Linked DNA regions of Mus musculus: region 2 is linked to region 1. A link is a loop called in an ENCODE intact Hi-C map of the cell type or tissue named here. Cell type or tissue: gastrocnemius. All regions are shown on one strand. Links, peaks and the distances in the headings refer to the core of each region. The heading gives the core; the rest is flanking DNA.

The links. A loop is a pair of places that touch in the nucleus more often than their neighbours do. Peaks named below come from ENCODE experiments on the same cell type or tissue, not always from the same donor. Only the 100,000 strongest peaks of a DNase experiment are listed, where the experiment ranks them.
Region 2: it touches region 1 in a loop (3-fold over the local background); 4 of 42 quality-filtered maps call a loop at or near these places.

Annotation. Positions count from the first base shown.
Region 1 is chr14:7,809,139-7,824,998 of GRCm38, forward strand. Flnb (filamin, beta) reads left to right here and starts at 8,819. Exons shown (of 46, transcript NM_134080.1): 1 at 8,819-9,305. The coding sequence starts at 9,014. In gastrocnemius, for the core only: a CTCF peak has its summit at 8,747; DNase peaks (open chromatin) are centred at 8,798, 9,409, 9,749 and 10,596; H3K4me3 peaks cover 3,832 bases; H3K27ac peaks cover 3,967 bases.
Region 2 is chr14:8,154,427-8,170,286 of GRCm38, forward strand. It overlaps Pxk (PX domain containing serine/threonine kinase), which reads left to right. Exons shown (of 18, transcript NM_145458.4): 17 at 857-919; 18 at 9,509-10,691. The coding sequence ends at 9,729. Pdhb (pyruvate dehydrogenase (lipoamide) beta) reads right to left here. Exons shown (of 10, transcript NM_024221.3): 6 at 15,735-15,860; 7 at 15,283-15,393; 8 at 14,919-15,010; 9 at 12,287-12,428; 10 at 11,565-12,055. The coding sequence ends at 11,910. Among named protein-coding and RNA genes, the nearest start is that of Pdhb, 11 kb to the right of the region's middle. In gastrocnemius, for the core only: a CTCF peak has its summit at 7,566 (motif pointing left); no DNase peak of the experiment used is centred there.

The DNA of each region.
Region 1 (15,860 bases), core at 4,905-12,904:
ACACACACACACACACACACACACACTCGCGCACATGATGTAATTTTTAAAATTAAAAACAACACATTTTCAGACTAGTCTTACTATTTCCTAAATGTTGGCTGCTTGCCAAGTTCTTCATCCCTGCAGTTTCATTTAATGACTTGGGTGACAATCTCCCTTGGGGATCTAGAGATAACTAGACAATAGAGACAATAGTTTCTAGAAGAAACTGAGGCTTTGAGAAAGCAAATGGCTCAGATTCACCCTGTAGATTCAAGACTTTGATCCAAATTAAAATGCACAGGCCGCTCCCTTGAATATCTAAACCGGACTGACCTCCGGGCAGGGTGGGCTGGAATTCTGGAATTCTGTAAATTGCTCTAGAGCCTTCCAGAGAAAAGCAACTGTCCCACCCCAAGCATTCCTCCAACTTGGGATGGCTCCCTCCCAGCTGCAGTTCTGCAATTGAGAGACGAGTGAGGGGACCAACGTGTCCTCTGCCTGCCAGGTATCCGTGAGCAACATGAGGTCATAGCTGGGCAGTTACAATCTGTCTGTCAGCTCCTACCCAGGATCTGAAGGGGAAGAGGGTGTGGTGCTTAAAGATGAGATAAAAGACCAGGAAATTCCTAGTCCTGTGGGAGAGACCAGGCCCTATTAGTCAAGACTGAGAAACAATTCCAAAAAAGGGAAGGTCCTTACTCATCCCTCTGAGTACTGTTGTCAGGACTCTGCCCTGTTCCCTATATGGCAGCCAAGCTGTCCGCTGGATGCCCCAGGTCCTAGTGTAAAGAGTGTCTGGCTGAGAATTCTCTGAAAAAACACACATACGCACACACAAATTCTGATTGGCTTGAATCACATTCCAACCCAAACCAACCACCATGGATTGCAGAAGGGGTTTTCTTTTCTTCATCTTTAAAATAAAAATTAAATATAAATTTCTAATTTCATATATGTGTAACTGTATTTACATCACCCCTCCCTTCCCTCCCCCATGTCGTTCCCCCTCAAATTCCTATTCTCTTCTTAATTATCAAAGTTATATATATATATATATATATATATATATATATATATATGTATGTATATAGATCTGAATATATGTGTGAATATATACACATATGTACATATGAGCAAACATATGAATACAACTTGCTCGGTGTTGCGCATATATATAGGTATATATACATATATGTGTGTATATGTGTATGTATATATATATATATTTTTTAAAGGAGATCACTTGGTATTGCATAGCCAATTAGGGGCCTCATCTATGGGGGAGATTAATTTTCTCTATCTCACTAGTCATTAACTGCCCACAGCACCTCAGGCCAGGAACTCAAAACAGGACAGGAACCTAAAGGCAAGAACTGATAGAGAGGCTCCTCACTGGCGTGCTCCTTATGCCTCAGCCTGCTTTCTTATAGAATCCAGGACTTAGCAGGGTGCTGTTGTACATCTCTTAAGTCCCAGCACTCTGGAGGCAAAGGCAGGTAGATCTCTGAGTTTAAGGCTAGTCTGGTCTGCATAGTAAGTTCCAGGACAGTCAGAGCTAGGTAGAGAGACTGTCTCAAAACAACAACCCCCAAACCCAGGACCTGCAGCCCAGGCCTGGCACCAACCACAATGGGCTGGACCCTTCCTCATCAATCACTAACTAAGAAGATGTACTACACAGGTGGATCTTACACAGGAATGTTTTCCATTGAGGGTCCCTCTTTTCAGATGACTATAGTTTGTGTCAAGTAGACATAAAACTAGCCAGCGCATTTGGGTTGTTTGTTTATTGTTTTTGCTTTGTTGTTGTTTAGAATTTCATATATGAGTTTTGAGTTACATCACTGCCCTGCTACCCACCCCCTAACTCCTCCTGGTGACCCCACCTCCAACTCCTCCTCTGACACCACCCCACCCCAACTCCTCAAATTATGGCCTTTTTAAGAAGGGGTTTTTCTAATTGGCCAAGCCAGTCTTCATGCTAGTCCTTGTTCTGGATCTCATTGTGAGGTAGAGTTAGCCGCCAAACTACTTGTACTAAGTAGAAGGTAGAAGAGGCAAAGGTAGAAGCTGTCCTCCTCGCTTGGGACCTACCCCATGCTTGTAGTGCTTCTCCATAGCCAGGCTTTGCCGGGACATTCCACCTACATGGTTTATAACCAGCACTCCGATTTTTTTTTTAAAGATTTATTTATTTATTATTATATGTAAGTACACTGTAGCTGTCTTCAGACACCCCAGAAGAGGGCATCAGATCTCATTATGGATGGTTGTGAGCCATCATGTGGTTGCTGGGATTTGAACTCGGGACCTGTGGAAGAGCAGTCAATGCTCTTAACCACTGAGCCATCTCTCCAGCCCCAGCACTCCAATTTTTAACCTTAGTATTCTTGCCACAAGATCGCTCTTGTCGTGAGGGAACTGTTTCATGCTGTGTGTGTTTGGCAGCATTCTGGGCCAGTAATTGGGAGGACTATCTCCTCTCTTCCATGGTTACAATGTCACCAGAGACAAGATTACCCCTGTTTGATGTAGTTCAGGCTGTCCCAGAAACAGATTTCGAGGTGAGGGTTACACAAGACATGAATGGTGGAGAAGAAAGTAAGGCCACCAGTGTTGTTAACTAGCTAGTCAGACATTAGCAGGCTGGAGGTGTGGTTGCTAAGCATAGACGCCCTTCCTCTGTCACCAGCTTTGGACCTCTGTATAACAAATGCCTTTCCTTAAGATTTAAAAGAACGAAGCCAGACTACGGGGGTGCACACATTTGATCCCAGCACTTGGGAGGTGGAGGCAGGCAGAGTTTGAGGCCAGTGTTGTCTATAGAAGGAGTTCCAAGGCAGTCAGGACCACACAGAGAAACCTGTCAAAAATGAAAGCAAACCAAAACAAAAAATTAAAAGATCATATGAGGGGCTGAATCTTATTCTGTAGAGTGATTGTCTGGCATTCATGAAGCCATGGCTTCTATAGCCACCACTATATAGCCTGTACATTTCTATAATCTGCTCAAGGTACAGAGATGGGGGTTGGGAGGTAATCAGAAGTTTGAGGTCATGTTGGGGATGCAACTCTGTAGTCAGAGTGCCAGCCCAGACACCAGAAGACCCAGATTGGGCTCCCCAGCAACTCCTAAACCAGGATGGTGTGACCAAGAAGTTCAATGTCTTCCTGGGGCTTAAACTCTGCTAAGTAGTGGCCTACATCCTCGGGCCTTGCTTTCGAATGTTCCTTAGGAAATAGGCCTTCTCCTACTTTATAGATAGGATAACGGAATGAGATTCACAAACTCTGCACCTGGGCTGCAGCTTGCTCACCAGAAGTAGATGCAGCTCCCAAGCTCTGATTTCAAGACCTACTGACTCTGCCGTCCTTCCCCCTCCCAAAGAAAGGAGCCTGCAGGCATCTTCAGAGAGGGACTCAGAGCACCAGAAAGGTTAGCCTGGGGTCTGATGAGTCAGGGAAGGCTGGGGACATGTCCACAGCAGTTCTGCTGACACAGGTCTGATGTTGGCCTGGCCTTTGTCTGGGTCTGGGTGGGACTGTTTCAATATGAGAAATAAAACAAGTTGGCCCTGCCAGTTTAACAGGAAGCAAGGAGAGAAAACAATATTGGGGGGAGGGTTAGGAAGAGGCAAGAGCTCTGCAGCAAATCTAACAGGCCTCAGTCTAGAAGGATTTAGTCTGAGGCTACAAGAAATCAGGAAGAGCAGACTTTGCTGGTAGCCACATGTGTTGGTAATGAAAGACTCAGAAAGGAGCCCCTCGCTCAGGCCTCAGGACAATAGCGGACACCCAAGAACTCACGATAGACCGAGCTTGTTGCAAACCACATGAGGCTTTATTGGGGAAAGCCAGAGCTCTGGGGACGACTCATATCCCACGCAGGGGTAGAGGAGTCAACCTCGAGGGGAAAGAGGTTCCAGTTTTTATAGGCCCTCAGGGGGGAAAGGAGAAGGGGGAGAGTAGGGGATTTCCAGATCTAAACAATGTCTATTCTCATGAAATGGGTATGGGAGGGGTACAAGGAAAGAGTCTAATGAAGGTGCAGCAATGGGCACACACCTGGTCAGAACATTGGCAGACACACAGGTTCGAGGAGTGGCCAGAGCATTGTGCACCTCTATTTTTCTAAATCAGTGAAGCTAGTTCTGCTAACACTGACATCTATCTTGCCAATTTCAGGGCTTCTGTGTCCTTTTACATTCTGTCAGGATCTTTCAGTAACACCCTCGAAGGGACATGGGAGCAGCTTGCAGGCTTATCAAGGGACTATAAAAAGGAGTCTGCTTAACTCTAACTTCTTGGTTTCCTCTAATGAGGCCACATTGTTATGAAATAAAATATTCATCCACAAGCAAAGCCTGTACCTTAGTAACTGGAATGTTAATAATCGTGCAGTAATAATTGATCAATCCCCATGTACCAGCTATATAGCAGCACAAAGACTGATGTAGAGGCCAAGAGAGATCCCTTGCAAGTGACACCCACTGCCACTACAACCACAGACCAGTGACGAGAAAGGAAGCCAAAAATTCTATTCAAGAGGGCTCATCTGGGTGTGGCATGGTGGCACGCGCCTATAATCCCAGCTCTTGAGAGACAGAGGCAGGAGAACCAGAAGTTTAAGATAATGCCATTGTAGTCTACATAGACTGTTTAAAAAAGCAAACTGAAAGAGAACTGCAGGGGAGGTAGCCCATGTGAAGGGCTAGGTTCAACCCCCAGCACCATATGGTGTATGGTGGTATCTACGACTGCAAGGCTAGCACGTGGGAAGGAGGAGCAGGAGCTCATTTTCATGCTCAGCTATATAGTTAGTTCAGGGTCAGCCTGAAATACCCAAGACCATACCCCATACCGCAAAGCGAAAACAAACAGAGCCTGTGAGTGGTTCAGCAGTTTAAAGCACTTGCCACAAAGCCTGACAATTTGAGTTTGATTCCCCCTGAAATCACATAGTAGAAAGAAAAAGAAAAAAACCAGACTCTCATAAGATGTCCTCTCTCATCTACACACCAACTATGGCACTGCATGCAGACACACACACAGGCACACAAACAAACATCTATAACACTTACCCCAAATCATAGCAAGCTATTTCTTTGATTTACTCCTCACTTAAACATGTGTGTGTGTGTGTGTGTGTGTGTGTGTGTGTCTGTGTGTCTGTCTGTGTCTGTGTTTCTATGTGTGTGTGTCTGTATGTGTTCTCCTTTTCCTAAGCATGGGTACAAGCTTGCATGTTGTACACATAGATCACCAAGAGATCAACTTTGGGTTTTGTTTATAAGAAGCCATCACCTTTTTTGTGTTTTGTTTGTTTGTCTTTGTACTGGCTAGTTTTGTGTCAACTTGACACAGCTGGAGTTATCACAGAGAAAGGAGCTTCAGTTGAGGAAATGCCTTCATGAGATCCAACTGTAAGGCATTTTCTCAATTAGTGATCAAGGGGGAAAGGCCCCTTGTGAGTGAGACCATCTCTGGGCTGGTAGTCTTGGGTTCTATAAGAGAGCAGGCTGAGCAAGTCAGGTGAGGCAAGCCAGTAAAGAACATCCCTCCATGGCCTCTGCATCAGCTCCTGCTTTCTGACCTGCTTGAGTTCCAGTCCTGACTTCCTTTGGTGATGAACAGCAGTATGGAAGTGTAAGCCGAATAAACCCTTTCCTCCCCAACTTGCTTCTTGGTCATGATGTTTGTGCAGGAATAGAAACCCTGACTAAGACAGTCTTGTTTTTGATTAGAGTCTCTCACTGGCTGGAACTCACCAAATAGGTTAGTTAGACTGGCTAGCCAGCAAGCCTCAGGGATCTATCTTCCACTTCCCAAGCCCTGGGGGTACCATACCTTGCCTTTTTCTATGGTTGTAGCAATCTTTATTCTTATGCAGAAAGTACTTTACCAACTTAGCTACCTACCTAGCCCCAGGTGTGAGTGAATGTGTGTGCGTGTGCGTGTTTGTGTGTGTGTGTGTGTGTGTGTGTGTGTGTGTGTGTGTGTGTGTGTAGGATAATATTGTTACTGTTTTAGAGACAGAGTCTTGCTAAGGCTAGCCAATGCTGATCTCAAACTCTCAATCCTCTCCCTCTTTGAAATTCAAGGCAGACAGAGGTCTCTAGTAAGTGTTTTAAAGAACAACCCAAAGATGAAGTGCCCCTGTCACCATATCCTGTGGAGGGGAGGTCTGTGGCATCCCGTTGTTCCCCATTCACAGGTGAGGCTGACTTTGACCACAGAGTAAGGGGGATGCTTGCCAGCTTCTTCCACCAACAAGCAACACTGTGCTTGTTACACAGGACCTCAGTCACTGAGTTCACCTCCAACTTGAAATCTGAATTTTACAAATATTAATTTAATTGACTTTAAAAAATTCTAAGGCCACTGTGATATACATGCTGGCAATCTTAGCACATAGGAGGTGGAAACAGGAGGATCAAAAGTTCAAAGGCCATCTTGGCTACATGAGGAGTTTGAGGCTCACATGAACTATATGAGACCCTGTTTGGGGGAGGGGAGCTGCACACGACTGAGCACACTGCAGAAAAGAAAATACCTCTCCCAGGCTGGCGGGATGGCTCTGCGGGTAAGAGCACTGACTGCTCTTCCAGAGGTCCTGAGTTCAATTCCCAGCAGCCACATGGTGGCTCACAACCATCTCTAATGGGATCTGATGCCCTCTTCTGGTGTGTCTGAAGACAGCTAGTGTACTCATAGACATTAAATAAATAAATATACATACAATAAATAAATCTTGAGAAAAGAAAGAAAATGGGTGTATAAGGACTCTGTCTCGCCAACGTAATGTTGGCTATGAATTTGGTTACTGTTTGCTTATGAATCATCCCAGAGGTATTTTATGCACCGACAGGTAATTATATACACATATACAACCTGTATTTATATAGGACCAGAAGCTTTGCCCTATTGTTCTGTACTCGACTGTACGGTTGCATGGTCTAGTGACACCCTGTAGATAGCTGACGTTTCCCTCCAGGAGGAAGGGGTAAGTGAGCCAAGTTCTGTGTGGCAAAGGTCCCCCCACACCCACTCTCAGGAGTTCAATCTGGAGAGATAATTAGATCTGATGTTATGGACAAGGAAAATGGCAAGCAAACGAAAATGAAGTTAAGGATCCAGGTTCGCTCCCTGGGTGTATAAGGACTCAGAAAGCTAAGTCACTAAGATAAACTGTGAGGTGTTCTCCTAGTATTATTACTGTTTCTTCCATACCAAAGGAAAGTATAAAAGCTGGAATGAGAGCAGACACTGGGAGCCTGAACCAGCAGAGGTCAGTGACAAGAGCTTCCTTATAAGGCAGGAAGGACTGTTGGGCTTTCTAGTATCAATCTCCTTGGATTGATATGTTTGCAGTTAATTGCTTTGTGGAAATGAGTAGAGCAAACACCCCACCCAGGGCAGGGACAGGATGTAGATTCTTCAGGCCTGAAATGTCAGGCTGTAGGTCTCACACGATGGGTGTCCCACACCCCAGTTGATTCTGCATGCAGGATGAAGGCTGCCCCCCTCAGTCTGCAAGCACACATCCATCCATTCACCCACTCACTCATCTGTCGTCTACATCTCATATGGCAATTCTACACCAGGTACTCAGCTGTAGTTGAGATCACTCTAGACCTCTTGCTGGGGTATGCAGACCAGCATGGAACAGATATCATTCATGTCAGACACGTATCTTCAGTTTCTTCGAGACCTTAGATCTCCATCTGCTCCTCGACACTGGGGGGCCAGGGGGGAGACAGCCAAGCTGAGCTGAGGGCTACCAGGCTTGGGATGTGGAGAGAAAGGAACTGAATTCTCAGGCAAAGGGAAGAGAAGAGGGACACCGGTCAGTAGGTGCCATGACCCATTTATCCGGCCCTTTCTTGGCCATCATAGTTAAAAAAAATAAAACATAACAAGATCTTCTGGACTAATCAATTTGCCTAATACAGTCAACAGGGTCTTCAAGAGAGTTCTAGGAAGACCTGACTATGGAGAACTGAGGAGATGACAGGGTGAAAAAGGTATCTGTGCCTTGTTTTACCGGCTTTGAAGACAAGAAAGGCATCGTAAGCCAACACATGCACCTAGCGTCTAGAATCTGGCACGGCAAAGGAGCAGATTATTTCCCAGAAGCTCCAGCAAGAAATGCCTTGGGCCAATGAACCCCAGACGGGACATCTAACTTACTGACATGCAAGACAGGAAATCTGTGTTACACCAGCAAAAAACTTCTAATAGCCATAGAAAACAGTTCGTTTTCACTACTGCTACTCAGATGGACGTGGTATTGGACTTTAAGGCTGAGTTCCTTTTCTTTCTTTCTTTTTTGTTTTGTTTTGTTTTGTTTTTGTTTTTTCGAGACAGGGTTTCTCTGTGTAGCCCTGGCTGTTCTGGAACTCACTCTGGAGACCAGATTGGCCTCGAACTCAGAAATCCGCCTGCCTCGGCCTCCCAAGTGCTGGGATTAAAGGCATGCGCCACCACGCCCAGCTCTGAGTTCCTTTTCATTTAGAAATCAACGTGTCTAATTTACGTGCAGACTCTGAGAAAAACACTTTCCTCTCACTGAACCTATAGATGGGTGGCATATTCCCTCTTGACGCAACCATTCCTTCTAGGCTAGTCCCCCGCCTCCTCGTGTGCCCTTATTCTAGGCCTTTCCCAAGTTACTTTCTCCTTGCTGGGCAGTACATCAGGTTGGGGATACTTAGGAAGCACCACCCCACCCTACCCTCCGGCGTAATGCAGGCTTTGGACCGTAGAGGGCGAGCGCAGCTAAGGAGTTCGCTTCTATAGGGTAGAAACGGGGCGGAGCCTCGGGGGCGGGGCGGCGTAGCGCGCAGGCGCCAGGCCAGGCTACTTCGCGCCCGGGGACGGACGAAGGCAGTCCTGATCCTGTTGCGGCTAGTATAGCAGCGCTTTCTAACCCTCTCCCCACTTGCCTCAGTTCCCCTTCCCCGGGCCCTTGGGGCTTTTCATCTCAGTCCCTGCAGCTCGTTGTTTCCGCGTACTCTCTGCCTCCAGGATGCCGGTGACGGAGAAAGACCTGGCGGAGGACGCGCCGTGGAAGAAGATTCAGCAGAACACGTTCACGCGCTGGTGCAACGAGCACCTCAAGTGTGTGAATAAACGCATCGGGAACCTGCAGACCGACCTGAGCGACGGGCTACGGCTCATCGCGCTGCTCGAGGTGCTCAGCCAGAAGCGCATGCACCACAAGTACCATCAGCGGCCCACCTTCAGACAGATGAAGCTGGAGAATGTGTCTGTGGCTCTGGAGTTCCTAGACCACGAAAGCATTAAGCTCGTGTCCATTGGTGAGTGTTGTGGCCAGGCCCTAAATTTGCAGTAATCGGGGGGTATCCGGCAGCGCGCCCCACTGCGCATCGCTTCCCGGGTGTGAGGGAGGGGGAGATGGTCCTGGGATGAGGACCTAGGAACATAGGCCTTTCCGCGGTGCCATCTGTGGGCTGGGACCTGGCGTGATTGCTCGACACGGTGCTCCTGGCGGTGCCGCTGCAGTGTTGGGGTGGGTTAAGCACTCAGACCTTCCAGTCACACCTGGAATTTAATTTGCGGGAACTCCTGGGATTGCTGGGGAAATCGTCTGCTGACCCTAATGACAACGCCGTGGACTCAAGTACCAAATCCCTACTTTACGCTAGCCAGGTGCGCCTAGAGCTGAGTGACCCGCCCGGCTGAAAGGGCGTTGGCTTCGAGTCTGGGCGTGGAGACCTAGGACGCGACCGCGACCGCTCTCTTGCTTAGGATCTCACCACCTAGGTGGAGACGAGGACCTGAGACCCTCCCCTTCTTAGACCGGAATGGGTGTGGGCTCTGAGGTTGGAAGGGGCGTCACAGGGGAATGTCCTCACTTCCTAGCTCTGGCTCAGCGCTGGCCGGTTCCTTCAGGTTGAGATAATTTAGTGGTTGATAATAATTAATGTGTGTAGAAAAGGGCTTGACTGGCGCTGGCTGTGTGGCTCTCTGAGTTATTGACGTCCGGTGGCCTGAGATGTTCTTAGGCCCATTTTACAGAAGAGGGGACGTTTACCGGGCTAATTGACGTTCCCAGGGCCACCTCCAATGTGGTCCAACTTAGAAGTAAAGCAGTCCCCACCCCCTTTTCCTGGGTCTTCCTGAGAGAGTTTGAGTCCTGCTTTTTTCCTCCCGCCTTGGGTGAGAGAATTAAGACCTCGAGTACTTTAGGCTTCTAAAGAGAAAACAGGGCTCTTGAGAATGTGTTTTGTGATGGACAAGGGAGGTGTGTATTATGCCCGGGCTCACTTGTTTGCCCCCGTAGGCATTCGTGTGTGCACATATAGCATCTATTTATGAAAGTTTTTTTTTTCCGTACACAGTGGGTGTGCAAAGTATTATGTAGAGGATGTGTGCACTTCGTGAAAGGGATTCTTAGGGCTGAGGTTTCTTCCTGAGGAAGCAAGGCCATTCTAGTGACTCCAGTGACAGAAAGGAAGGAAGGTGGGTGTGGCTTCTGGGACTTTCTCTAGTGGAAAGGGGTTCCCTCTGGACTGAGCCTCCTCCTGGCCTCGCCCTGGACTTTCCCCACACCTGTGCTGGCAGGTAGATGCGCTTGCTACTTCCTGGGGCCAGGCCGCTAGCTACCAGCCTGCCTCCCAGCAAGCTCTCCCTCCCAGGGGTGGGTTCTCAGTGGAGGAAGCTGCCAGGGGTGCATCACATGGGGGGTGGGCATCTCTTTTATTGAGGAGGGAGGACCTCAGAATTCTACAGGAACTCTACTTTCCTATGAAGAGTGATTTTCAAAGCCTGCCTGGCTGAGCTGGACTTGCCTTCATCCATTGTTTTAAATGCTATATGTATTTCATTAACTCAACAAAGAAAATTAAATTAAACCAGGAGTTAAACCTGACAGAACTGCTTTTAGAAGAAGAAGAAGGAGAAGGAGGAGGAAGAGGAGGAGGAGGAGGAGGAGGAGGAGGAAGAGGAAGAGGAGGAGGAGAAGGAGAAGGAGAAAAGAAAGAAAAGAAATCACAGCCCCAGAAAATCAAGGACTTCCTAATTGACTAGCTGTTTACTCGTGGGCTGCTGCTCCCAGCCATGCTCCTCCAAGCTTGTGGGTCTCATTCTGGCCTTGCCTGGTGGTCCCTCACAGTTTTCTAATTGGTCCTCATGATTTCCACTCGAACCTGCTGAGGCCTGAGCCCCCCATTGCCTAACATCTCACAGTTATCTTCCATTCATCTGTTACCCATGGCCAGCTGTGTCAGTAGTCCTTCACAAGTTGTACTGTTTGATTTGTCTCTTTAAAATACTTCTTGGATCATATTCCCCAGAGTAGTATTCCTAGGTTAGAGGGTGTGACCACATACAACTCCTCCCTAGCCTCCCTATTGCTTTCCAGAAAGATCTCTCAGCAAACAGGTTTTCCAGCCTCTGGAGACCTATCCATCTTGCCAGGGGCCCAGACTGCTGCAGGAAGAAATGGAGCCTAGGCCTAGGGATAGATGTCATAGGTAATGACCAGCCCAAAAAAAATGTCATCTGGCTTGGACCTTGGTTCGCGTGTGTTGTCTTGTGCTTGCCATGACAGTTTTTACTAGGGCCACCCACTGTATGTTCTGTTGACTGTTCCCATTGAATAGCCAGGATAATCAATCAATTGATATCAATTAATGTCCTTCTGATAATGATCTTCTCTAACAGTCCCCTAGAGGGTCAGGCAGGGGTTGAGTTCTGTCCTAGGCTGCCACATGTTACTTAGAAAGCAGTTGCTGTTGTTAATGATGCTGTTGTTAGTATTAGTGTTTCCTACTTAAAAAGACAGGAAACAGAAATGAACCAAATTCTAGAGGCAACAGGGCTAGGAAGCCCACGGAGCCCAGAATGCATGATTGCCAAGCTATTGAATTTGAACTTCGAGTGGATTTCTTTCTAGTGTCAGAGAGCCAATACAGCCTCCCTTCCTCTTCCCTGCATAGAAGGGTTGGTAGAGCTTACTTACACTTTGCAGTTCCAGGGTGTTGAAGCTGGATATCCACAGTCTGAACCTTAGCCTCAGACGCAGTAGGTAGGGATCATGGGGGTCTTTGATGAGAGAGAGGCAAGATTAATCCTCTGAGCTGTGATGACATCTCCTGGAATTAAATGTTGTAACTGTCAGGAGGTGTTTTGTCTTGCGGTTGGTTGACTGTTGAGGAATAGCTGCTGTCTCCATTGGTGGCGTTTTATTGAGCATTCTTGTTCTCCGGGGGCTCATGTTTACTCCATAACGGGGGATGCTTATTGGATGAATTCAGAGCATCGCTGTACACCGTGGCTAACGCCCAACAGTTTACACTGTGAGAACCTTTAGAATCATGTCCGTAAACCCAGCTGTGAGACATGAGATGGTCAGCAGCTGCCAGAGGCCAGTGACATATCTGCCAATAACTTCTGAAAGACAGCCATGGCTATTTGTTTGCTCACATTTGTGGTTTATCAGAAGTTGGTCCCACCCTAGGCGCTATCCCAACATTGAGAGTTTTGTTTAGTTTCCTATGTCTTGAGCAGTTCGCAGAGAGGCTCAGCCTGCCTGGTTACAGGGTTTTTGTCAGGAGTTGGCAGTATTATTTACTTGTTTTCTCCACAAATCTTTCTGACTTTTGGGCAGCCCAGCTTACTTTGGAAAGAAAAGAAGTCTCCAGGCCCAAGAATGACAATTGAGGCTGCTAGAAATTTGGGTAATCTATTATGGTTTGGTCCTCTGAAAAAGGATTTTCTTCTTCCCCGTTTACAAGATGCAGCTGACGCTGATGCACAGGGTCAACCTAGGCACTGTTAGTGTGAGTTCCTAAGCCTTTGGGTCCCTGGCTGGGTCACCATGCCACTAGCATCTCCTTCTTTTTGTCTCCTCATCACTAATCTGATGCAGTTCCCATTTGTGATTCCTTATGAACGAGCAAGCAAAAGCCACTGTGTTCTTTTGGACCATGAAATCTAAGAGCCACAGAGAGTACTTATGTAGCAAAATCTCAATTTGTTAGAATTGACAAATTCAGGGCCATTTGCAACAAGACAGAAGCACATTACTGTGAGGTATATTAAGGGCAAAGGGGGTCGGTCAATTCTCTCTTGCCACAAAGTAACTATTAAAAATTTTCTACACCTCTATTGTCTAATTGCTGAAAGAGAAATAATAAATAACACCTTAGAAAAGTTGTTGCAAGGATAATTTTACATATCTTTTGCTTGCAATAAAAGTTAATATTCCTAAAAGTGGCTGAAACAGGGACTGGAGAGTTGGCTTAGTAGCTAAGAACTCTTGCTGTTCTTGCAGAGGATCCGAGTTCAATTCTCAGCACACATACGATGTCTCACAACTATCTGTAAATCCAGTCCCAGGGAATAGTGTGCCTCTTTTGAACTCCATAGGCACTAGGCACACACACATGTATGCAAGCAAAGCACTCAAACAATCAACAAACAAAACAAAACTATTGTTTGAAGTGGCTGGAGTAGTGCAGGGTACATAGCGAGTGCTCTGTGAGTGCTTGTTAACTAGACAGGCTACTATGAGATTATCTCGGGTTGGGCTGGAAGGGTGTGCGCATTGGACTGAAGCTGCAAGCCGCGCTCTCGGAGGCCAGTTCAGCTGGCTAATGTTGATCCTACTTGCTAAAATAGAGTGTGGAGCTGCTTAGAGGATGTCTACTCTTGGAAGGGGGTGACCCTGCTGTGCTCTGGCTGCCCCCAGGATCCATTCACACCAGCTTTGTTTCTGAGCTGGACAGGAGCTCCAGGCGCCTGTCATTCCAACCTCCCACCCCGTTCAGGAATCTCTGGGCCAAATCACTTCCAGATGGTGGCTGCTGGGCCTCTGCTAAGCTTTAACAATGGTGGAGCCAGCATGCCAGTGAGTGGCTGCCTTCATTCTTGGAGGGTCTGTGGGAAGAAGGACTTTTATATGGAGCCAAGTATGTCTTTAGGCACTCCCTGACCCACGGGTCCAGGTTCTGCCCTGTGAGCAGGCAACACAAAGTGGGCTGCTGACGGTGTTCAAACCCAAAGCTTTTTGACCATGGCAAGGGATTCTAGACATCTTACTTTTTATATACATAGAATCAGCAGGTTCTAGGCCTGTTGACCAGGCATGGACTCAAGAGCTAGACTGCTTGGATTGTAATGCTCTCACTCTGCTCCATAACAGCTCTAGTGTGTTGCTTTAATTTTTCTAAACCGTGGCTTTTCTATCTGTAAAATGAAGGAAAGTAATAAGTAGTCCCTATAGAGTAGTGGCAGGGAGTGGAAATCCGACCAGCCTGGATCTAGAGCTCAATTGGAAGAATTCTTGCCTAGGATATGCAGAGCCCAGAATTTGAACCCCAGAACTGAGTGAACCTGTCATGGTGGCACTCACCTGTAATTCCAGGACTTGGTAAAGTAGAGGCAAGATGGTCAAAAGTTTGAGATCATCTTCAACTACATGGCAGATCTAAACTTACTCTGGGCTACATGAGACCCTGCCATTCACACACACACACACACACACACAGATGTTAATATGTTCATTGTTAAATTTTTTTGTTTGTTAAGAGTCTCGGGCTGGTGAGATGGCTCAGTGGGTAAGAGCACCTGACTGCTCTTCCGAAGGTCCAGAGTTCAAATCCCAGCAACCACATGGTGGCTCACAACCATCCGTAACAAGATCTGACTCCCTCTTCTGGTGTGTCTGAAGACAGATACAGTGTACTTACATATAATAATAAATAAAAAATCTTTAAAAAAAAAAAAAAGAGTCTCATGTAGCCTAGGCTAGCCTTGGAATTGCAGATAATGTCGCCTCTTCTTTCCAATTTGAAATCTATACAGAGCCTTTTGTATGCCAGACAACCTCTCTACTAACATGTTATACCCTTAGTGTCTTGGCTTTTCTCTCTTACTTCGTCTATTTTATTATCTTATGTTTAACTTTACTCTTTTTTTATTCTAAGAAGCTGGATCTGAATTATAACCCCGCCTTAAGCCTGATGGAATGAGCCATTTCAACCTAAATGGGTACCATTCCTACTTTAATAATGATTACAGTTGCCGTGCATGATATTCTACTAGAAATCAGCTCTTATATCATTCATGTAACTAGTTACTGAGTGTGCCAATGAGCAGAGTAGACTCGGCTTCATCATATAATGAGCAATGGCATTTCTTCAGAGGCCTTGCGGTGGGACTCATGCTTTACACGGGACACTGAGTCCATGACCTAGGGAGAGCATTTCCTGGGAAAGATGATTAACACACCAGGTGGTTCTCTGTAGGCTATGGTGCCGAAATGGCAAGTGAGGGTGGGTATTGGAGGTAAAGACGGGGGTGCTGGTTATTTTAGTTGTGTTGCTTGGCGTGACAATTGGAGCTGGGAAAACCCGAGCTCTATATAAGACTCCACATCTTCAGTATGTTTTGTTAGATTGTTATTGAGACAACAGCTCAGGCTGGCTTTGGCCTTCAAATCACTGAAATTGTAGACACTACCTGCTAGCGTTTGCCTTTAGTGCTTTTCTTTGATAAATGATAATTGTTATATCACTTCTACAGACTGTTATAAAGTAATTGGATAAGACTTTTGCTTTGCCTGTATTCAGTGGCAAAGGTCACCCCAGAACCGCTGCTGCCACTCACCCTCCTCCTGCCGGTCCCCATGCTCTAGAACGTCCTTGGCCAGATTCTTCTGTACCGTAAGCAGGAACATAGTTTGGCCCTTGACCCTGGTGACGAAGCTGCACTGTACTCGCAGTGGCTGACCGATTCTCCTCCCCCACCCCCAGAACCTGATTTTTCTGAGTAGTTCAGGTAGAAACCTTGGCAGGGACAGTGGTGTGGTTCTGTTTATTTTTCTGTTCTTGGAACCAGCTCTGCCT
Region 2 (15,860 bases), core at 3,561-11,560, 340 kb after region 1:
ATAAGAGGCTTCTGCTGCAGGGCTAATTCCTTGGGCTGGGGCATATTTTCTAGGGATTTTTTCAAGCTGTGGGGATTTTAGGTTTTGCTTATGGTTTTTAACCCTAAATGAGGGTGTTTGCTGAGTCTCATTAAGAAAAGGTCGAGGGAATCCCCAGACTTGGGCCTGAGCCTCTTTAACTGAGCTCTGAGTGTCTGCTTGTCCTAAGGAGGTGCTGACTCAGTGGTTCAATGAGTAAAACCTCAGTGGGCGTAGTAGCGCACAGCCAGAGGCAGGCGGATTTCTGAGTTCCAGGACAGCCAGAGCTACATAGAAAGACTGTGTCAAAGAGTCAGATGTGGCAATGTGTGCCAGTGGTCCCAGTACTTGAGAGGCTGAGACAGAATAATCGTTGAGGAGGCTACAGGGAACGAACGAATGGATAAACAGAAAAATCATTGAGAAGGATACAGGGAACCAACGAATGGATAGAGGGAGGGAGGAAAGGAGAAAGGGTGTGTGCATAAATGCTTCAAGGTGCTCTTGGGAGACGCTTGCACAGGCTGCTGTGACCGTGGTCATTGGTCATTACCCAAGGATGGGATTGGTTCAGGAGAGAGGCTGCAACCAGTGTGGATGCTACCCTGTTCTCATTGGTCAATAAATCTTAGTGGCCTCACGAAGGAAGTACACCCTGCACTAGAGTGAAAAACCTGTCACCACTAGTCTAATTTTTAATTTCTGTCCTTCATCACATGATTCCGCAAGCTCCACACGATGGGCTGATTACAGATTTTTCTACAGTGCTGACTTTATACTCATGCCAAGTTTAAATGTCTGCCTTGGGGCTCCATGAGGATTTCTCTGTTTCTCTTAGCAGGATCTGGGGCCAGCTCACCTCTCACATCCCCATCATCTCCAACTCCACCCTCCACAGCAGGTTAGTAATTTGTAACCTCTCTCTCCATCAACGGGGGAGGTGGACTTGCCTTGGCTCAAGCATTTTAGGGGTTAGACCCCACCTGTCTTCTCCAGAGGGACATCTGCAAATTAAGACGTGTCATCTAGAGGCTTGATTCCCAAGCTCAGCACTTGGGGGAAGGCTGCTTTGAGGACCACTGGTCCTCTCTAGCATAAGCTTTCTGTTTGCTGAAAAGCCTCTTGCAAGGCTCATTGGGTCAGAGCTTGTCTTAGGGCAGAAAAATAAAATGTTTGTCCTGGCCTTTGTCCTACCACAGTTTAGTCTTCCAGTCTTCCTGCTGTAGGTTTGTCATGTTAGAGCTGATGAGATATCTAGCTCAGAGTAAAATATCCCTACCAATAAATGTCCTGATAGCCATTTGTTCTCTGTCCCATCCTCTAAAGCACATAATTATCTGGATAGGCATTAACTTTTGTTCCACCTTGTGAACTGAATCAGATACTGTGAGGATTTTTTGGGGGAAGAAAAAAAAAAGCTGACAAAGAGTTGTCTTTGCAGCTGGGCGTGGTGGCGCATGCCTTTAATCCCAGCACTTGGGAGGCAGAGACAGGCGGATTTCTGAGTTCGAGGCCAGCCTGGTCTACAAAGTGAGTTCCAGGACAGCCAAGACTATACAGAGAAACCCTGTCTCGAAAAACCAAAAAAAAAAAAAAAAAAGAGTTGTCTTTGGGAGTACCTACAAAAACACCAGTTCTGGAATACTGTCTCATGTCTCTCCTTTTTGAACTAAGATCCTTTTTCGACCATTTGCAAACTAATAAAAACGAGGGGGCAGCGTTTCTGCTCCTCCTCCTCGGTGTCTAAGATGCTGATTCTCCCATTCAGTTTGTTGCTGTCCTCGGAAGAGTTCTTCCAGCTGTATGAAAGGGAGATCTTTGGCAGGGCTGCGCTGAGCTGACAGTACCATACACTTTAATGCTTATGGTATTACCCAAGAACCTCTGAGAATTTTAAAGTGGCTGCCTTTAAATGACTCTAACTAAGCTTCCTGGGGGAAGGGGTGAATTCAAGAGGGCTAGCTCTGATTGACTCTGTCCTTGCTTGCTAAGAAGACTTACTGTACAATGTTCTAGGGAAGGGGCCAGTTTTATGTCGCAAAATGCCAGGTCATGGGGATGATTCTCTTGTTCTGACTTTCTCACCAGATTTTACAAGGAGCTTCCAAATAGACAGAACTCTCATCTGGAGATAACTGTCTGAGCTAACTAGACATTTCTGGAAATCTACTGTTTTCCAATTTTGAGCCATTTTCCATATAACATGGTGTAATTCCCTATCATTTGTATGTGCTGAGGAAGTGGAGAAGATTCTGAGACGTATATCCTTGGTTACCAGGGAGATGCCTGCTTAGCGTTCAAAGCACCTCACTGTATGAGTGGTAGTTCTCTCCCATTCTCACCTTTAGATGCCTTGCTTCATTCATAGTCTAGGGACCCTTGTAGGGGAACTTCCAGGTTGCTTTCTCTGAATGGGAGTGATAGCAGATAATAGCAACGTTACAGAGACTGAGGTAACTCTGAGAATGTGAGAAGAAACTGCAAGTTTTTGTAGCACCCAGTCAGTATGGGAAAGGTTCCATCTGAGGACAGTGGGGTGGCAGGGAGCAGTACTGTGAACTGAGGGGAACACATTTTGAAGCTCAGGCGCAGTGGCTGTCAGGAGAGGCTTCTGAGCCAAAGTAGCAACTCCTTTGTTCCTTTAATGACTTTGCTGACAAAATTACAGAATTATTCACCCCAAAGACCACACTCTGACCTCTACTGGCTGTTACTTGTAATGAATCTCAGAGCATTCGCCTGGTGACTTAGCGTTGTGGGTGCTAAGCCAGGTAAACACAGGAGGTCTGCTGACCTAACATGGATTCAAGGTATGCTTACAGGTGGTCTGGAGTTTACCAGTAACTCTGTAGCCTGGGTTACAGACAGAGGCAGACAGGCTCCAACTGATGTCCCATGCCTCAGAAGTTCTAAATTGTCAGGCACAGTTCAAGCAGACAAAATTTCTCTAAGGCCTGCTAATATTTTCTTCTTTAATCCCATCACTCAGGTAGCAGAGTCACTAGCAGACCTAACTGTGGGAGGAAGAAGCACGCTCCTTGTTCAGGGCTTCTCCTGGGAGAGGTGAGGGGCATGATTTTCAAGCCTTGTAAGGCAGCTAGGTCAGGCCCTGTAGGAGGGACAGCAGCAGCCCGGTGTTGGCCAGTTGAGTTGAGCCATGGGGCTTCTGATGGCTTCAGTTTTAGGTGACCATGGTAACCAGATCGGGTCTTGTTTAGCTGCATTTAGGATTTGGCAGAGGTGGCAGACATATCTAACTGAAGAGATCTTACTAGTGTGAGCCTGGTCTAGCAGCTGAGACCCTCTCTGCGACTGCCTCCTTTGGGACGGTTTGAGATCAATGCTGAATTGTTGGGGCTAACGCTGGTTCCCCGAGTCTGGTGGCAAATGCATTGGTAGAGTGGCATTCTCTCATACTCTGCAGTAAGGCCCTGTTTTTTTGTTCTTTTCATTTTTTTGATGCTTCTTTAGTTTTTAGTGAGAAAATTTCCAATACTTTTCTATTGTTCCATGACTTATAAAGTCAGCCAGCTTTAAAATTCCTTTATCTCAGTACACCTTATGCCATGTGTTACAAGGAACATTCATTCTCTATATTCATAGAGCTGAGTGTTTTCAAATGTCCCAGTTTGCACACATATAAATATTCACTGTCTCGGAATTTGGAGGAGCAGGCAACAGGGCTACTCTGCCTTTATTCCCTTTTGTGTGTGTGTGCATTTGTGTCTTGTGAGAATTCTGGGGAGGTCAGTAGAAGTTGTTGAACCCATGGAGTTACAGGCAGGTAGTAGCCTCCTCATTAAAGTGCCAGAGGTGGAACTCAGATACTCTGGAAGAGTAGTAAGCATTCATAACCTCTGAACCAGCTCGACAAGACTTGTGGGGATTAAGATGGAATCTCATGTAGCCTAGGTTGGCCTCAAACTCTATTGCATTGGCTCTTTTTAGAAAAAGTAGATTTGCAAAAGAGAGTTAAAGCTGCTAAATAAACCTGAAACTTGATTTTGATAATCACATCTAAGTGATATGTATTCTCATTTTTTAAAAGAAATAGCCATCTACTTTTTAAAAGATTTATTTTATGTATATGAGTACACAGTAGCTGTCTTTAGACACACCGAAAGAGGGCATTGGATGATTGGGAGCCACCATGTAGTTGCTGGGAATTGAACTCAGGACCTCTTAACCACTGAGCCATCTCTTCAGCTCCTCCTGTCTCATTTAATCCTCAACTTTCTTCCTGTCCAACGAGAGTGGATTCCATTTTAGAGAAAAACTGAGCCTCTAGTAGATTGAGAACTTGGCCAAAGTCACAGGTGATGCAGCTGCAACAGCCAGGGTTTGAACTTGCTTCTGCCTCTGTTCGTTTTCCCCACTCATTGAGTGCTTGCTTTCTGGGGAATCTCTGTGGCCTGTTTCAGTTAAATGCTGCTCTGCTGAAGCTGACTCTTCAGGCAGGGCAGGACACTCAGGTCCATTCTCAGCTCTGCCAGCTGCCAACTGTGACCTTGAACAAGTCAGCTCTGGTCTCGGAAGCTGGCTTTTATTTTATTTTTTACTTTAATTAATGTTTTCTGATAAAATTCTAATTAACAGAGGAAATAAGTTCAAAATGGTGAAGGCATGATAAAGGGATGAAGCTTGTTGAATGGCAGTCAGCATGTGTAACGAGTACTTCTCAGAGAGAAACGTTCCAGACAAATGAAAAGCATGAGAGCCAGGAGTCAAAGCACAGCTCAGACCCTCTGCAGGTTTCCCTTTTCTCTTCCAAGAAAAATCTCTTCAAACCATCGTTATTTGTCATCTTCTCTAGACTCTCACACCTAGGTGTATGGAGTGAAAGGCTTGCAGATGTTGTCTTCTCTAGAGAGCTTTCTAAGCAGCTGGCCTTCGAAAGGATCCTTGGGCCACTGGGGTTGCTCAGTGTCGGTAAAAGTGCTTGCTGCCAAGCCTGACACCAGACAACCAGAGTTGTATCCCTGGAACCCACATGGTAGGAGAGAACAACTGTCTTCTGCAAGTTGTTCACTGACCTCTACAGTGTGCTCTGGCACTTGTACCACCCCCCCCAACACACACACACACACACACACACACACAAAACCCTTTGCCCTTTTCGTTCTTATTCATGGCAAGGCTTTTTGGTAAAGTAGTGAGCTCCTTTTCTTAGCCTCTTGATAAACCATCCTTGGTGACAAGATACAGAACAGGTCACTGGCTTCTGTTCTGCTGCACTCAGAGAAAACCTCTTTGCTCTTCAGAAGTGCATGTCATGCTTGTAAGTTAAAAAAAAAAAAAAGCATTTAACTGGCCTAGAAAGGCGTGAAGAAAGTGACTTGTTCATTCGCTGTTCGTGCTTGTAAGCCAAGGTATTTTGTGGTCAAATGTACCCCAGTTTTGAAGTGAAAATATTTAACAAGCATTTCAGACTAACATTTTACTGTTACTATTTGGTTAAATGACATTAAACTGTAAATAATAATAGTAATAATAGTAATGATAATCTCTCTGTCTCTCTCTGTCTTTCTCTCCTTTTACTCTCTGCTGTCTACAGTAGAGCATGCACCACTTTGAACGTGAATTTTCGGTAAAGTAAACTATGCTGCCGTATCCAGCTTTAAAGATACTGTGTTTGTGTGTGTGAGATTGGACAATGCATTTGTGTCCCTGGTGAACAGAGGCCACACTCCCTCGTTGGGGCATTTCAGTGAAACACAGCATCTTTAAAAGTCCCCCGAGTCACTTCATCTGTATTCATTTCATTTCCTTCATGATCTTCTAAAATCTTCATCTTTCACTCCTGTTTTAGTTTGGAAGTATGAGCTCTAATTGCATCAATGGCATCAGAGAGCAATTTTGGAAACTGTTACTCTCAAAGTCACTGGTGAAGAGCATGTGGTATCAGGCAGCTGAGTGTTGGCATAACTTCCAAGCTTCTGTAAATGATGGTAAAAAATAATTCTGACTCATGCTTGGGAATTATTGAGTAAGATGTAGGTCTTCTGTCTCATCTGCTAAGGTCGAGGCAAAGGTGGCCCAAAAACTGAAGACTTGCTGTGTTCTTATGTGACTGCTGTTTCTTCTGGGTCTGGTATGGTCTACTAGTCAGCTGACCTACTAGGTCTAGCTGCGTAGTTTCTGGAGAAACTACTAGACTTGGATTAGGACTAGGTAACTCAATGTCCTTTGCACAAACGTGTTACAAATGTGTCGGGCACAGCAACCCTTCAAAGATCTAAACTGCATAATTTCTCTTTGTGTACTAGAGTGCATCCTCTTTCTGGCCCTTGGCTGATTGTCACATTCTTAATGTTTCTGGTGGAGGGGCTTCTGGGAAAATCAGATCAGCTAGTTTGGGATTTTTGTCTAAGAGAACATGAACTAGGGACCTCAGGACCAACCTGGTTGTCATTGTAGGTGTATTTCTAGGAACGTGCCTCATCCTAGTTGTGATGTCATATACCAGTAATCCAGCACGGAGTTGGTTTGCTCTTCTCTCTTGTCTGTGCCCTGGGATGAGTAGAGTGTAGGTACAGAGAGTACATGCATCAGGCACTTGTTTCAGGTCTTTCACAGGGCATATTGTCAGCTTGTTCTGTCCCTTCCCCTTTTCTTTTCCTGACATTGCTGCTAATGGCTCTACCCTATACTCACTAACCTTTAAAAGAAGCTAACAGACTTAAAATGGCCAAAGACAATGACTAGATGGGGCTTATGCTCAGAGATGGGTGGGTTCCCATCTCTTCCAATTCTGCCCTTCTATTTCTTAGGGCCTCCCCTCAGCTTCCAGTATCTGGTTCTACCCTTGTCTTAGTGTATGCACCAAGGCCTGCTGTAATTCTGACAGGTCTAACAAGGAAAAATGGGCTTCATGGGATATCAGGCCCTTTGGGTTGGTCCAGCTTCCTATGAGCAGGAATCAGGGTATTTACTCTCCTCCCACTGGATTAAACAGCTCCACTTCTCACACAGTCCCCTCTTCAGTTTGTTATTCAGGCACAGGCTAGCCCAGCTCTTTGTGAGCAAATATCAGGATGTTCATTCTTTCATTCATTATACAGGCATAGTACTTCAGATGGTATATTGATATCAATATCGATATTAATACACGAGGGGTTTGTTAAGTGACAGTTTCAGCCTTCACCTAGAACAAATGAAGATCCATTTACTGAAGGCACCCCTAACTCCCAAACTCTTGTAGTGCCTGTAAGGTTGTGAGGCCAGAGTCCAGCTGTGGTATGCTGAGACTACCACTCTCACCCATGAATTCAAGACCCTGAGCCTGTCTCTAGCCTTCCGGAAACCTGGACTGGAGAGTAACCAGTCTCAGGATGGTCAGTTTCAGGCATGCAATAGGCCCCAGTACCGCTGCAGTCCACTCCTGTCTTCTTGAGCCTTAAGCCTGCAGTGGTTCTTCAGCCAGGGGTCTGACCCCAAAGCTAGGAGGGGAAGCCTATAGCTCCTGGTCTGCACTGACCCTGGACATTCTGCTACCCCTTTTCTGGCCACTAGGATAGTGCCTGGTGTGTTAGCCACCCATCTCCACATGGGTAAGAGTGCCCTCCTCTGGCAGGGGTGTCTGTCAGTCAAGAAACTCAGTTCCAAGAGCTTCAAGAGAAACCTGCTCCACCCCAGCATTGTACTGGCTTTACCCAAATGCCTTAAGTAGAATGTCTCTGCCCTCGTTCTACCTGGGTTTCTTAGGTTAACTTCCTCCATAACTCTGAGCTAGGAATGTCTTCCACTAAAAGCTGAGCATCATTCACTGTTGAGTAAATTACATTTTGTTCATTTGTCTGTACTTAATCTTTATTTGTGTTGCTTTATTATCATTATTTGAGAATTCCATGACTACAGAGCATGAGACTGTGTATTTGTAATTCTTTAATTTCAGCTGCCTTAGGTAAAGGAAGGTAAGTGGTTTTTGTGAATCAAAAGATTTTAGCCATTGCTTGTCACACTTACTGAAAAGGAGGCACTTACTTGAGTGGCCTTGAACCATTCATTCTTCATCCACATTTAGTGGACAGAGTGTCTTGCCTGTTATTCCTGCAGCTCATAGCAGTGTGGGAACCACCCAGCAGACTATCTCCTGGGATGGCCAGGGAGGGAGAGAGGAGAGAACAATAGTGTTCATAACTGCCGTACATTAGACTCAGTACAGCAGTGATGGTGGTTCTGGACACTACTTTGGAGTGGACCGTTTACTAAGTTTAAAACAAAAACAACAAAGAAAGGCAAATTGCTAAATAAAGGGGATTGCTAGAGGTCTCAGCAAATAAAGGTGCAGGCTCCTAACCCTTGACAACATTTAAAATTTTACTATGTTGCAAGGAGACATGTTCCTGGAAGCTGAGGATGTCTGAGATACCCAGTTTCCCTTTGTCCAGGATCCCTGATGTTCCACAAGATGGGCACACACTTGATGTGACTCATTCTGTTAAGTTAGGCTATGGTAAAAAGGAATAGTGCCTGAAAGACTACTTCCCCCCGAAAATGGGATTGCCAGGAAGAGCCCTTTTCTCTACATTCTTCCTGGTGGGTATTAGCACTTTATATTTTTTAATGCAGCCCCACAGGGAATTATTCACAACAGACTCTGAGGGAATTGAGTTAACACTCTGGCTCCCTGTTAAGAATGCTGAGTGGCGCCGGGTGGTGGTGGCGTACGCTTTTAATCCCAGCATTTGGAAGGCAGAGGCAGGTGGATTTCTGAGTTCGAGGCCAGCCTGGTCTACAGAGTGAGTTCCAGGACAGCCAGGGCTACACAGAGAAACCCTGTCTTGTTGGCGGTGGGGGAGGATTCTGAGTGGCTTACTATTCTGTGACAGGTCAACAGATGCTACTCAGTCTCTGCTACTTCCCATATCATGGCTTACCTCCTTATAGTCAACCTCAAATCTCTTTCTCACTTATGCAAGTACCTGCTTTTCAAGTGAAGATGCAGTTGTGTGGCGCTGAGAAACTGCTTCTCTATGAAATGCTCGCCGTGCGAGCGTGAGGACCTGAGCAGTAGCACGTGCCTGTAAGACCAAAGCTGGGTAGGCAGGGTATGAGGATGCCTGGGGCTTTGAGCCCATCACTTCCTTCAAATAGTATGTGAGGAAACAGGGATTGTTTGTCCCCTTGGCCTAATTCTGCATGCATATGTTCCACCTGTGAGCTCAGTAGGCAGAGCCAACCGCAACCTAAGCCATACAGCTGGAAATGGAGTCAGAGCTACTCTAGGGAGAGATGTCCCTGTGTGGTTTCACATACTTGATTCAATTCTCACATGACTCATTTAAAGGAAATAACCATTAAATCCCCCACCCTTTGCCACCACCTTTGTTGCTTCCAGTTATTATTTTTATTTATGTATTTATTTTTTAATCAGTGTTTGAAGAACCCTGAGAACATTTCGTCCCCAGAGAATTCATTCTGCCCTGGCCTGAGTAGCAGCACCCAGGCAGCTGGGACGCTGTAACCCTGACTCCTCTTTCCTCTACAGGACTGTCTTCAGCATTACCTCCACCTCCTCCGCCACCTCCTCCTCCACCTCCACCAGCAGGTCCCTCGCCAACCTCAGCCACGGAGATGCCTGCTCCGTTCCTGCCCCAGCCTGTGAATGGTGTGAACCGTGGGGCCTTGCTCAGTTCCATCCAGAATTTCCAAAAGGGAACTTTGCGGAAAGCCCAAACCTGTGATCACAGCGCTCCCAAGATCGGCTGATGCTTCTTGGTAACGCTGAGCAGGCTCAGCCCTCTGCCCCGTCCCACCCCTCTTCCTAGGTGAGCTCTTCCACAGCTTCCCTCAAGGCCTTCCCCGGGTGACTCCCTGCAGAGCCAGCCACACTCCAGTTAGGAGGCTTGAAGAGGGAAGTGCGCTCCAAATAGAATACAGTGGGGCCAGCACTGCTGCCTTAATATTTTGCTCCTTGTGATGCTATTGGGCTTCCTTTAGGGGCAGCACTGTTTGGGTATTATTTTCACCAGCGAAAGAAAAATGTCAGAAAATCAAAAGCAATGGCAGTATTCTGTCACAGCAGCAATTGGCCTTTGTCACTCCGTCCTTCCCACTCTATTATAGAAGTGTTCTCATAGCTCATTCCTCTGCAGCATCTTTTGGTTAGTTCTTAGGCAGCTCACCTCAGATGCTAACGTTGTAACCTGTCAGTTACACTGCTGAGGGAGAAACAGCGGCTCATCACTCTCCCTACACAGAGGATGCGGGGGAGGAGACGGGGGAGCTCCTCAGAGCTCAGTGTGGACTGAACTCTGTTCACTGTGCTCAGAACAGCACCTCGGGATCTGTACAGCCACAATGCGCCAGACAGGACATTAACCACAGATAAAGGGTTGTCTTAGTCCTCAGCCATTAAATCCAGCTTGGAGTAGAGGGAGGGCCAACATTACAAGTGAATCTGGCATCTATAGTAATCACTTCTGATTTGATTTATCCAACTTAAGCATCTTTTGATATTACTGTTATCAGAAATCTTTTATCCTATGATTTGCTTAAACCTTTTAAATAAATTGCACTTTAAAGGATTATAAAAAATCCATTTTAAAATTCAAATACACACATCAGTGTTGGTTACTATGCAGAAAGAATGTTATTGTGTATAGATTCATGTAATCTGTGATATATGTTCAGCTGTATTTTTTATTAAAATAAATCATGTCACGAAAGTATGTTGTAGCTTTGCTAGGTATTTCAGAAGAGAACAAAGTGTAGTGTTAACAAAGTATACTCCTGTAGAGACCCTGACATAAATCTTTAATTTTAAAAGGAACTTCACTAGGTGTGAGGAGCCCATAGACTGAGGTAAAGGTATAACTCAGCTTGCCTAGCACTCAGAAAGCCCTGGACCTGTCACCAGCGCAGTATCAACTCAGCATGGTAGTTTGAGTCTGGAGCACTTAGGAGATGCAGGTAGGAGGGCCATCAGCCTCTACTACATAATTAGTCTGGGGCTAATTTGGGCTACATGAGACCCCTTCCTTAAGGAAAGAAAGGGTGTGAGGCTGTGTGCAGTGTGAACTACTGACCAGTCTCTGATGTGCTTCTGGTTTTAGTTCTGCAGTTTGGGGCAAAGTTTCAGACATAGGAATAAAAGCAATAGAGTTCTGTAGTAGAGCGCTTGGCTATTACGAGCATTGCTCTGGAAATAAAAAGCTTCAATTTGGGCCAGGTGTGGTGTCACACACCTTTAATGCCAGTTCTCTGGAGGCAGAGGCAGGTAGATCTGTGAGATCCTGAGTTCTGGGCCAGCCAAAGACACACTGAAATCCTCTAAAAAACTACTCTAAGAATCTACAGTTTTTATATACAGCATATCAGTTATTTGACACTAATATACGTCTATACGTATGTATGTAGTTTTTCAAGGCAGGATTTCTCTGGGTAGCCCTTGCTATCCTGGAACTCACAATGTACTCCATGCTGGCTTTGAACTCAGAGATCTACCTGCCTCTGCCTCCTGAGGCTCACTCCAGAGTGCTGGCACTAAAGGCATGGGCCTCCACCACCCAGCTTGACACTAATTTCTTAATAGTACTCCAAGACTTCATTGGTGGGAATCCCCTTTATTCCTTATCAAAACAATTAAACAGCAAATGTAGATAATATACTTCTTAGACATATAAGTTACCTTCTGTGGGGGCATTCTTATCTTGCCCCTTCCAGTGAAAGAGGGCAAATTTAACTTAAACAGTAACAGACAAAGCAGAGTATCTAGGGTAGGGAGTGGACAACATTCCACTCATAAGCACATTGAAACTTCTTACAGTTCAGACACCTGCTGTCACTTCAGCATTAACTTTATGACTAGCAGTCTCGCAGTACACATCAGGTGAAGTCCCAACAAGGATTTTAAATAGATTTCAATGACTTTACATTCAAAGTCCGAATCAGATGTTCAGAGTCTTCTTTACTGCAAATATGATGTCTTTGACCTGAGGTACGGAGTTGTCTTCTAGGACCTTTGCGTAAGGCATAGGGACATCAGCACCAGTGACACGCACGGCAGGGGCATCAAGGAAGTTGAATGCAGGGCCTAAGGAAGAGAGATGGCTCACCTGAGAGGCAGACTCGGGACTCAAGAAGAGAATGAATCGTAGTTACAGGACTCTACTTTTGGCTTGACTTTTAAAAACATTTACCCAAAAGACAAAACCCTAGACTGACAAGTTGAAAATTCACTTGGTCACCCCTAGCTTTTGATCTCTTACAAGTCGGCATTCAAGTACAGCTTGATTGTGTTCTAAAACCAGGTTCTTTGAAATACCTTCCATAATTCTGGCACAAATCTCAGCTCCTACTCCAAATTGTGGCCAGCCTCCTTCCACAGTCACGAGATGATTTGTCTTCATCACACTGGCTTCTATGGCTTCGATGTCCATTGGTCTGATGGTGCGCAGATTTATTACCTAAATGAAGACAAGGCAAGGAAACAGGCTTTGTGGAATCGGAGAAACAGGTACACGACTGTATCGACTAAGGAAAAGCAGTACAGTGCCACACACCTGTAAGCTCACCACTTAGGAGGCTAAGGCAGGATGACACTGTGTTGGCAACACAGTGAGATCTTATCTCAAACAAAAGTAAAGGGGGAATTTACAATTAAAGCCTGTCACCCCATCACAGGAAGCTTTGCTCACCTATAGAATTCATTATCCTCCTTGGTTTCAATATCCCTCTTATCAAAAATATAGTTGAGAGTTTAATATGCACTGGGCCTACAGCATGATCCCCTATGGTTGAGAGGTCCTATTATCCACATTTTATAGCCGACGAAGCACAGCGACACTTCCCAAGAAGCACTACTTGATACACAGGATAGTAAAGTCCAGCTGCCAGTCTGGATCTTCTGACTGGACACACACACACACAGGTGACCTCCAGTTTCTTCCTCAATTGCTCTCTTCCTTGTTTGTTTAGAAATGGTCTCACTGAATCTGGACCTGGCTGGCTAGACTGGCTGGCCAAGCTAGCAAGCCCAAGGGATCCTCCTGGCAGGGTCTCCGCAGTGCTGGGTAGCAAGCCCATGCTGCCACCCACCCCTGCCATTGTTCTTATGTGAGTGCTGGGATCCGGACTCGGCTCCCCATGCTTGAGAGCAACTTCACTAAGCCACTTCCCCAGCCTAACAAGACTGGGTCTTAACTTGAGACCCAGAGTCTGTGTGCGGAACAGCAGCCACTTTTGGCTGTAAGCAGAGACAGACTGATGACAGAACTCAAGGTGGCCTGGAAACCATGATTCTACTTCTCATCTTCTGAGTCTTGGGATTACAGGCATCAATTCATAGCTTCTGGATATAGGGTGTGTTGAGTGTGCACACAATAGCATATAGAAGCATGTGGTGGGGCTGGAGAGATGGCTCAGCGGTTAAGAGCACTGACTGCTCTTCCAGAGGTCCTGAGTTCAATTCCCAGCAACCACATGGTGGCTCACAACCATCTGTAATGGGATCCTTTGCCCTCTTCTGGTGTGTCTGAAGACAGCTACAGTGTAGTCATAGAAATAAATCTTTAAAAAAAAAAAGAAAAGAAAAAGAAAGAAGCATGTGGTGTAGCTGGGTGTGGTGGCACACGCCTTTAATCCCAGCACTTGGGAGGCAGTTTGGACTTCTGAGTTCAAGGCCAGCCCTAGTTCTAAGACAGCCAGGACTATACAGAGAAATCCTATCTTGAAAAAACAAAAACCACCACCAACAACAAAGAATTTAAGGGCTGGAGAGATGGCTCAGAGATCCTGAGTTCAATTCCCAGCAACCACAACCACCTATAATGAGATCTGATGCCTCTTCAGGCCTGCAAACAAACATGCCGGCAGACCACTGTATAGATAATAAATAAATCTTTTGAAAAAGTAGCAGTATGTGGGGCAGTGAACTGTGCACAGAGTGCACAGATAGCCTGGTCTCCAGTCAAGCACAGGCCTAGAACCCCAGACCTGGTGGGTGGTGACTTGGTGGAGAGTTCGGCTATGCCTCCTGGGCCCCTGGCTCCCGTCACAGCTACAGCCACCCCCACAGCCCCTTGCAGAGAGGTGTGTGCCCATCAGTCAAGTAGGCAATGCCTCAAGCTCCTGGTCTGGACTCCACCCCCACAGTTACCTGGCACTAGCACGGTAGCCCATCCCACTAAAAAAGGAGCTGCTTGCGTCCTCCTCGCTCTCTTACTCTCTTACCTCTTACTCTTGCTCCCTTGCCCTTTCCTTCCTCCCTTTCTCTCCACATGGCCATGGCTGGCCTCTGCTTCTCTACTCTCTCCCTCTCTCTGCCTTTTCTATAATAAACACCTTAAAACCATGGACTGCCTCTTTTCATCAGGATCTGTAGTGCTGGAGCAATGGAGCAGGGTTCCCTCCAACAAGCCATATCCGTCTAACCTCCCGCTGGGGCTTCCCTGCACTCCAGCCACGGCCACCACCAACCCACGGTAACTTGCCAGAGCTCTCCTTCCTGCCCTTTTTCCTTCGGCCCCCAGGCCAGAGTAAATTCGAGGGTCCCCATTTGGTTCTCAGCTCTTCTGCGACACACAGGAGAGCGACATATATCCCAGAGTGGGAACCTGTCCTCCCTGGGCTCTGTGTAGGCCAGGGACCCCAGAACAGGCTCTTCTGTGGTACCTGAGAGTCAGAGCAGGATTCTGCGGCTTCCCACAGTCCAACGCCCTGCAGTTCCATGGGGTTGCACTGTAGTCAGACTCACTATGTCCCGCCTCACCCAGTGGCCCTAGCCCCGTCCCAGAGCAGCATGCAGTGGCTGGCATATGTGGAGAAGGCAGAGAACAACTTTCAGGAGCTGTCAGAGCTTGGCAGCAACTTTACCTGCTAAGCCAACTCATCAGTCTTGGATCTTAAAAGGAGCCTTTCTGATTTGTGAGGGATAGGGGGAGTGAAAGTCCACTTACCTCACATTCAATTCCCTCCTTAGACAATACAGCTGCAGCTTCTAGGCAGTGGCCCACTGGTCTTGAATGGGCAACTACAGTGATGTGGGTCCCTGAAATAAAGTGGTCACAGATTACAGGTCAATGGAACTGCTGTACCAGTGACTCTGTAGGCAGCTATGGCCTGTCTTATCAAACCTGCAGCTTATTTCAGTGAGCTGTACAATGAGGCTGTATTCAGGGTCATGAAATACAAACTACCAGAAAAGCCTAACAAGCTCACTCATTCTTACTTTTTAAGTTAAACAAGTTAGCAGTAACTTCTGACCTATGCAAACACAGGGGCTACAGTAAAAATGATTACTGCATACCAAGGTGTTCTTACCTTGCCTTTCAATTTTGGCTTTTCCAATAGGAATCAGGAAATCTTTTGACTGAGCTTCTGCAGGAAGTTCAAATGCAACTCCATACATCAGTTCATTTTCTAGCATTACCACTGCAAAACATTATAAGTTCTCAAACAACAAACTACGAGTGCATATACTACAAAACCATTCATCTTATGAATTAGAAGCCTGGTCTCTGTCTCATATAGGAACTTTAAAATGGTTTACACACAGTCTGGTCAATAGAGGTTAAGCCAAATGTGCAGGTATGCAGTAAATAACCAGCCCCTCAGAGTGAGAAGAAAAAGTACATTTTTGACTATCTTTCCTGTCTCTAAATCATTAGTACGTTATACATATGCTGTATCTAAGCCTCACTAGATGCCCCTGATGCCTTATATGCAGAGAGTTCATGTCAGCTTTCTAGTGTTCAAAAGAGATGTAGGGTTACCTGGGTTATTATCACGAATGGCCGATTTAATAAGTCCTTTTGCATCCTCGGAATTCCAGGGGCTGACCACTTTTAAACCTGGGCAGTGCCCATACCATGCAGCAAAGCATTGCGAGTGCTGAGCAG